Regions from separate parts of the Homo sapiens genome. Here region 2 is linked to region 1. Evidence: chromatin loops called from intact Hi-C (ENCODE). Cell type or tissue: IMR-90. All regions are shown on one strand. Each heading gives the region's core, and the rest is flanking DNA. Links, peaks and the distances in the headings are about the cores only. Region 1 overlaps LOC105373667 (a long non-coding RNA gene). Region 2 overlaps LOC100505498 (a long non-coding RNA gene).

The links. A loop is a pair of places that touch in the nucleus more often than their neighbours do. Peaks named below come from ENCODE experiments on the same cell type or tissue, not always from the same donor. Only the 100,000 strongest peaks of a DNase experiment are listed, where the experiment ranks them.
Region 2: a loop joins it to region 1, with 3 times the contacts of the local background. A loop is called at or near these places in 2 of 110 quality-filtered maps.

The regions. Positions count from the first base shown.
Region 1 is chr2:146,237,391-146,241,792 of GRCh38, forward strand. All of the region lies in intron 2 of LOC105373667 (a long non-coding RNA gene), which reads right to left. Among named protein-coding and RNA genes, the nearest start is that of LINC01911, 600 kb to the right of the region's middle. In IMR-90, for the core only: no CTCF peak of the experiment used is centred there; DNase peaks (open chromatin) are centred at 1,731 and 2,241; H3K27ac peaks cover 869 bases.
Region 2 is chr2:145,183,278-145,187,679 of GRCh38, forward strand. LOC100505498 (a long non-coding RNA gene) reads left to right here. Exons shown (of 8, transcript XR_923410.3): 5 at 1-3,528. Among named protein-coding and RNA genes, the nearest start is that of LINC01966, 300 kb to the left of the region's middle. In IMR-90, for the core only: no CTCF peak of the experiment used is centred there; DNase peaks (open chromatin) are centred at 2,154 and 2,534; H3K27ac peaks cover 155 bases.

The sequences.
Region 1 (4,402 bases), core at 272-4,271:
AGAAGGCAACAAAGCAGCTATTTGAAAGAAAGTTCATTTTTTTATTTAGTTTTCTTATATGTTGCACATATTGAGAATAATCACTTTACTTATCTCTATTTTCCTTAAAAAGAATCTAAGATACCACTTTGTAAAATAGTAGACTATCACTCCTATGTGTGTGTATGTATGTATGTATGTATGTATATGTATGTGTATGTATATGAATGTATATGTATATATGTATGTGTGTGTGTATATATGAAATTTTGGGGAAAACAATTATACCCTATCACATCTAATCCTTAGCCAATTAATTAAATGACTTTTATATCTACCCAGATTCTTAGCATTCATTTGATACAATTGCCTAATTTATAAGTGGGGAAACTCAATCACACAGAGAATTTTTTGTGTCTTTCATGGAAACTGAACCCAAGTACCTGATAGACATGCCACTGGTAACTACCTCCTCAGACCCAGTCCAGGGCTTCCAGCACCCATAAATTCCCTCCCACTTCAATCAGTGTGTGATTTTAAAGTATTTTAAGTGACAATTTAGATCTCATACTCTGTACATCTCAATCTAGTACTCACTTATCCCTGAATTCATTCTAGTAAATACTCACAAGTTGAAAATAATATTTTCCAAACTTTTATTATACTGATTTGCCAAAAATAACACACAGCAGTAACCAAAACACATCACAGACTCTCTTCTCTCTTTCATGCACACACACGTACACAATCTCTCTTTCTCTCTGTCTCTACTAAACCAACGGTAGTAATAGTTCCTGTCTAAAAGCAAGAAAACTTAAAAGAAAAAATATCTATTCTACAGCATGCAAATATTTCCTATGACTCTCTTATGCCATCCCCCCACCCCTTTGGTGAGATTAATTGTGTGACAAATGACATGAGATGGCCTTATGAAATTTCAGTCTGGAGCAATTTTTACTGCTAATGGAAATTATAAATAATATGTGCCTTTCGTCAACTGCATTCTTCAGTAATCTAATTGTATCAAGCTAATGAGACCTGGGTTAGGAAATGTTCTGAGGTTCCCATGCCCCAGGTCAGGGAAGGCTGAAAACATCTTGGAGCAGATGTGCTCAGTCTCAGGAGGATGGCGGCTGGAGCACTTGGTCACTCCACAAAGCACTGGCTGTGCAGGAGCCTGTGCACTTGACCTCTCTGCTAGAGGTAAAAAGCCTTCCTGTTGGTTAGCAGCAAAAATGAGGAGGGAGGAAGGGCAGAGGAAGATAAAATTCTCCCCTTCTTACCCTCTGTACCTCCATCTTTTATTAATTTTGTAGAAGATTATCTCCATTTCTTCCCAGGGATAATGGCTGTAAATTCTGCCTTTTCAGAAACTAACACATGTCTTGGCATCTGCGTGTGCTGAAGTGTCCAGGTCAGGGGAGGGTTGCATGAAAACTAAAACACCTCTTTTCTTCATTTCTCCAAATCAATATTGTTTACTCTACAATTACAAAGGTTGATGCAACACCACTCCAGGCTGTTATAGACTTCAACTGCTTCAAAGAATATTTTATATTATGGTTGGATGACAGGCATTTAAATAAAAAATTTCAACATGTTACTAAAGTGGCATATGCTATAACCTCCACCAGCCACACACACACACACACACACACACACACACACACACACACACAGCCTTGGGGTTAGGATGTGTGGGCAGCTGAGCTGAGATATAATTACCTACATCCTCCGAATGATGTCACATAAGGGCAAGATGATCTTAGAGGTTGACTTTCATATTTTGGTCAATATCCAAAATCCAATATGAGATTTTTTTCCCTCTCATTTACTCATAAGTTGCTTTTGTTTTGCTTTTTTTAGTTTTCTCATTTCAATTCAGCTGGAAAATAGTTTTCTTACTCTCTCTTTTTTCTTTGTGTTTTTATTTTAACCAAAGTACAATCATTCCTACTCTCCCATCTTTCCCCAACCCTATGTACCATGAGAGTGAGTATACACACACACACACACACACACACACACACACACACACATCTGTTACATCTGTGCTGCCTTTGTTCCTTTGACCCAAGGCAACACTGATTTCATAGTAGCATACTAGCAAAGAATTGTTCCTTTAGTAAGCCTCCTGGGGTTTTATTTAAGATGTTTCAAATGTCCAAGAATGAGGACACTCACTGCTTTTCTACGGATGTGATCAGTTCTCACGGTGAGCCTTTTTCCCTCTCTCTTCTCATGTTCAACCAAATTCTTTCCTTGCCCTTTGTGCTGTCCATTTGCAGTCTGCCAAAAGATTCTTCCTCTCCTGAGACATTTAAATCTTTCACATATTTGTAGACTGTTATCATGCTCCTCTTAGCAATCACTTAGCCAAAATATACATTACTTTGTGCTGTTTTAATCTCTCCCCATAAATCAAGCCTCTGGTCCCCTAGTCATTTTGTTGCTCATCTATGAAGTCACTCCAATTTGGCTTTGTGTTCTGAGGTGACAAAAATGGAAGACAGATATCCCTGCTTAGACTCAATTCTGTCATGTTGAGACACCATTACCTCCTGCTCCTTAACATGAAGCTTTTATGTATGCCAACTAAACCAATACTCTTCTCATATTGTTGGATTGCATTGCTGTCACATCCCTTTCTCCCTGAAGGTCTAACCTGGTGGGAACCTAGAAGTGGTTCATTATATTGTTTTCCAGCAACAATGAATATAGAAATCACATTTATATTTCTTTAAGACAGCAGAAGCAGACCCTCATGCCCCCACCCCAAATTCTCCAAACATTTACTGGAGCTATTAATTTTTCACATTTTTCCAGGGAGTTTCCGTTAAGAATGAAACCAGACATGGAAATTTCTAGGCCTAACATTTTAGGAGAGGGAAGCAAAAGCTTTTAATGAAAATACTTCTTGCAACTTTACCAAATATGCTTCAATATAGGCATAGAATCAAAAGTAGTTTCTTTATAAGCACTTGCTAAATTTCAGAAAGAAAATTAAATAAAACCTGAATACTTATGGAGTTCTTTGGAGGCACTTTCTTCCAAAAGTGTATCAGATTGCTTCTCTTAGATTTGTGTCATTCAGTGATAATCCTTCAGCTTCCTGATTGGCTAAAGTATTTGGAACCTGCTGGCTTTTGAATCACTCTTTATGCTGAAGGCGGGTGTGGCTGCTAATCTGTGGGTCATTAACACCTCATATATGTTAGTTCAGAGATGTGGGGTGTGCCTCTGTTTGCACTGCCAACATTCGTAGCATTTCTTGGAAATTCAGAGGTTTTGTTTTCTGAGGGTTTGGTTTGAAATATTTTCCACATAGGCATTTCACTCTCACTCTGAGTAATCAGTTATTTTAGAATTTGATTTTATTTAATTCTTCTTTTCTGAACTCATTGATTAGTAGGGATATGCACCAGCTGGAAAGTCAGAAGAGGAGGTATAAGTGTTGCTTAATTGCTCTCTGGAGATGGTATCTTGGATAAAATGAGTATATCACATGTTTCAGCTCCATCTTGATCCTGATTCCCAGTCTTTATCTACAACATTTTCATTCTTGTGGAACATATCCACTCCAAGTTTGACTCTCGTGATAAATCTGAGACTGTTGTTCTATTAACATTAGAAAACTGAACTAATTCTCTTTCTCATGCTTTCTTTGGCATTTGACCTTGTATGCTACCTGTTAAATTAAGTTTAGCTTAAAGCTGCCTCCTTACATATTTTAAGTTCAGCCTAAAGGTTTCTCTATACATAGTGAACTCTATCCTAACTGGTTGTGTAAACAGACTGTAGCCTACTCTTGTACCAATCACTGAGTTTTAGCCAATCAAAGGAGAACAACTGTTCAAACCGTGCTCAAATAAAGCAAATGCCAAGCTGTAAGCAATCCAGCTGTTTCCACAACTCACTTCTGTTTTCTGCATGTCATTTTCCTTTTTTTGACCATAAATCTTCTTTGCCCATGTGGCAGCTCTGGAGCCTTTCTGAACCTATTCTGGTTTGGGGATGGCCTGATTCTCAAATCATCCTTTGCTCAATCCAACTCTGTTTAATTTAATTTGACTGAGTTTTTTTTTTCTCATACCTCTTAGGCCATCGTATCTTTAATTTAAATGTTATACATAGGATATATATCCTAACATACAAATATATAGAAGCCTTGGGGTTTTTTTTCTTTAGTTCCTATATCCATATATATTAATGTATATTTCTTGCTTTTTCTCATTAGAATAAACATTCAAAATTATAATAGAGCAAAGTTCTTATCTGCTTTGCCCAACGTTTCTCAGAAACCAAAATAATTTATTGAAAAATATCAAGGTAGGGAATGTCAAACACATTGGAGAAAAGGTTTGTTTTGAAAATTTCATGAGTATATTTGCTTTTTAGGATATAGATCATTTTATGATACCAA
Region 2 (4,402 bases), core at 336-4,335, 1.1 Mb before region 1:
AGCACAAATATTAAAAAGTGCAATTTCCACTTTTGAAAACAAAATTTAGAAATTGTTAAATATTAGCAATTTGTTTAAGCAAGGGAGGAAAAGGAACCATTAGAAGAAATTCAGAGGCATTAAAAGGGTCACAAGGATTGACTTATGAGATCAAACAAACAAAAAAAAACACACAATGCTAGATCTGTTGCTGGACAAAACCATGGTAAGCCAAAGCTCTAATAGTGATATATACAGTCTGGGGAAAGCAACTTCACATTTTGGTGTAATTGAGGGAGGAAAATGACCCAGTTCTACTTGCTAATAATAAGTATCATTAGGTAAAGGATATAGTAATTGAAAGGCAACTCCTCAGATTTAAATATTATTTAAAGTATCTTTAAGCAAGTAGATAAGTATAGCAACAATCAAAAATGCTTATTCAACTCAATTCCTACTTTCCCTTCCCAAATCTTAAAATTGATAAAAAACAAACACACAAACAAAAACAAAACAAAACAAAACAAAAACAAAAACCAGAGAAAGAGAGAGCTAGTTGGATACCAATGTCTGAACTCCATACCCCAACAGGGACCTCGTTTTGTATGACTGCCACAGAAACGAGCACAGAGAGGGGCAAGATAATGTAAGGAACAGGGTAGGGGAGGAAAAAATGGCCGTTTTAAAAGGAATGACAAGGTTGGGTGAAACATAAAAAGCCACTCCATAGCCAAGAGAGATTAAAAAGAGCTCAAGAGGGTCATGTTGCTTCCCATTTCCCCTTACCTGATTCTTGCTGCCACTCCATTGGTTAAGTTTTACAGGTTGCAGTAACTGGCAAGGAAGAGGTGTGCCTCTCAGCTGTTCACAATGCAGAATCTTGAAAAGGTCAACATAGTAGCAGTATGACAGGCCATGTAAGTCATTATGTGCTTTATAATTCATTTGTAAGTAGAATGAGAACTGGAGCAAATTAAATGTAAACTCTGCCATAGGACCTCTAAAAACATGTTAGTCATATGGAAAGCTAGGTTTTGTTTTCTATCTAGAAAGACAAACAAATATTTCTTCACAAATGTGTTACTTTCCTGAGGAGAGCAGAAATGGGAGATAAATCCATTTGCTGCAAAGTGGTTTAAAGAAAATATATTGGCAGCAGGAGGAAGGTGGTTTAGGGAGATGATATGTAATAGAATACATATACAAGTACTATGAGCGTTGAGATTCAGGTTAGTGCTAATTAGACATTTCCTGATCAGTGAAAATCGTAAGACTTTCAAAGTCCTGTATTTTAAGAAATAGTAAAATCTATCAGGTAAGATAATATATTTATGACTTACCGCAGTATTTTTGTGATGGTTCTGTTCTTTGTGAAGCCTTATTTTGCATTGAAATTGGCACAATTTTACACCGTTAACCAAATTTTCTTTTAATGGAAACTCACACACACATAGCACATTCTTTAGTACTAAGATGCTAAAGTTGCTGAACATGCTACAGGTGATTATGAGGCAGTAGTGAAAGAGTTAATTATCCATCATTCCTCCCCCCTACCCTAGACATCCCACTGTGCCTCTGTTATAGACTTAGGCACAGTTCCTAATGGCAAAATCTATTAGAATGCACAATATTCTCCCAAGGGAGCTGGTGGAAGTTCTGTCACTTGAGACATTTAAAACTACACTGGGTAAAGCACTAGAGAGCTGTGAGTGCATGTGTTCCAACCCTCAGGACAGAAATCATGACCTAATGGGTGATTTCTATCCCTTAATGTCTCTGATTCGCTGGGTGTTTTAATAGCTCCCTCATATTTAAGTAGATGACCAACGGTCTATTTTTTTTTAATGGAACTTGAGTTTGGTCTGTAAAGTGTCAAGACAGAGGTGACAAAACAAACCACAGGGGAATGGAGGAAGCCTCGTGGAAATTTAGTTGGTTTGAAGGAGGGTTGAGCAAACACAACAGTGTATTCGGGTTTAGCAAATGCCTTGACTTCTTTTTTTTTTTTTTTCAAATGTTTTCAGTTCAAGGAAACCCAAAACACATTTGGCTAAACAGTTTTTCCTTAATTTTCAAACCCATGTGTATTTCAAGGGAAATTTAATCCATGTGTTTCTGATTCATTTACACTTAGCTCATCAAAATGTGGTTTCATAAGACCCATTTGATGTCTAAGAAGCCTTGTGAGCTTTTTTTTTTACAAGCTTTTTTTCTTTGAACCAGGAAGTTACATTTTGCCAAGAGTCAATGGAACTTCAACCAGAAAAGAATCAGTTTTGTTTGGGATCTTGGAATCCTCAAAGTTGGTGGGAGCTAATGAGCCGGGAGGGGAGGGGAGGAGAAGCTGATTCAGAGAGCAGGAACCTTCCCATTTCTAATATGTTATCTGTTCAGATAACTTGAAAATCTAATTTTCTCTCAGTTTATAGTAGAAAATTCATCTTCAATTTTTGAAAATCTTGTGGAAAACATGAGCATGAATTTTATTACAGGGTCCAATGCTGTCACATGATCTGATAATCATCCACTAGTGAGTCTGTGGGTGATGAGTATCAGAGCAGTAATGACATACTTATCTTAGAGGCAATTATTAAGAAGTGACTCACAAAAGTGTTTAGATTGGCCATTTTTTTAATATTTAAAAAAGCTTCCTCTGCCTGGTTGTTGTCGCTCTGTGCACAACACTACTGGTTATTTAAGAAACAAGACAAATAAGACTCAGTGAATGTGCTGATTCAGGTGCACACAATCCCCTATCTCATTGCTGGTGTTGCTAAAGAGCATCTGGGGTAAGGAAACATGCATCCGGTCCATCCGTCAAGAGTCCATGAGAAAGCCAACAATGTTTGCACCTGCAGGATGAATTACATCTTTGGTGAGTGTGGGAAGCTACATAATGAGACAGCTGAGTGGCTGACATTTCTTTTTTCTTGCTCCTTCTGCACCTTCTTTTTGCACTACCTTCATTTTTCCCACTTCCTCTCCCTTTTCCCCACCTTTATACAATCACCACCAATAATGGAGCAAATGTGGCACATCCATCCAAGGATGGGTTGACATGGTTTACACATTGCTTTCATTTGGTTGTTCTTTGGATGAATTCTTCCTTGAGAACAAGATAATGAAAACCATACGGTCATTGAGCACACAATCTGCCTTCACTTTGGCTGTTCCCTCGCAGCCCGTTTCATTTTATAAAGCCTGGTCCCTGAGTTTACGCCAGTAGAAGATCCCAAGCAGGTGGAATCCTGCCCCCTATGGGCTTGCAGAATTCAGCAAACACTGTCAGTTTAGCTCTTGCCTGTCACCCATACATCAGAGAACTTATTTGAATGGAACATCTCTTGCTAGTCTGGTAAAGGTTTAGAAACTTGGCCTTCTAAGTATTCATGTAAGTTCTGTTCTGGGACCTTCATTGTAGGAACTGAAAATGAAAGAACCAAAATAGATATCAACAGATAATTAAAGGAACGTTTGGAAGTTTTTTACCTCATGCAAACCTCAAACTCTGAACCACTACTGCCTAAAGGAAATAAATACTGTGTTATGGTGAGTGAAGGTAAAGGTGTACTTTATTTCTTGGATGAGTTTTGACAGTGTAAAACAAAATGATAAGTTTTTAACTATGGCAGAAAGTTCAGACAACAGGTGTGAGGGAAAAGAATTATTCATTGATTCAAAGTCCCATACAAGTGAGTGAAATGGCTAAAAGCAATAAAATTACAGATGACGTCTTTGGAATTTAAACAAAAGAAGTTTATTTTCACTTTCTAATTTGTAGCTTGCTTTTATAGACACCAAAGAAACATCACAGAAATATTAAATTATTCTCTGAAAATACAAAGATAAAAACTATTGAGGTTTAAGATAGAAGATATTTTCTCTTAAAATTGGCTATGATACTTCTACACTGATAGAACTTATGAAAATAGCCAATCTATTATGACTAATTTAATTTTCTTTCCCAAAGATACATAATTCAGAATAAAAACCGTAATCAATGCCCAAAACACAAATCTCATACATCTTGCTAATGCTGGAGAAATAGTGTCAAGTTCTTTTTCAGTACAAATATATGCAGTACTTTTACTATGTTTTGTTTTTAATTCTCAGAAATCCTTATTATTAATCAAGCAAAACAAGCTTTTTATAATATAGAATTATCCTTCCGCTGTAAGAGTAGAAGCAAAGTAATTCAAAGTAAAATATGAAAAGTGCTATAATTTAGTAAGAGATGGAAAGAAATTTAGAATAATTTTGTTCAAACTCATAATTTTATGATTGAAGAAACAAAAATCCAGAGTGTTTAGGAGTTTGTTCAAAGTTCAAAACCTGGAATCTCTAAGGTTGGATATCAGAAGTCAGCTCTAAATACAAGTTCAGTGCTATTTTAACAATCAATAAAATTTCTAAGAGCAATATA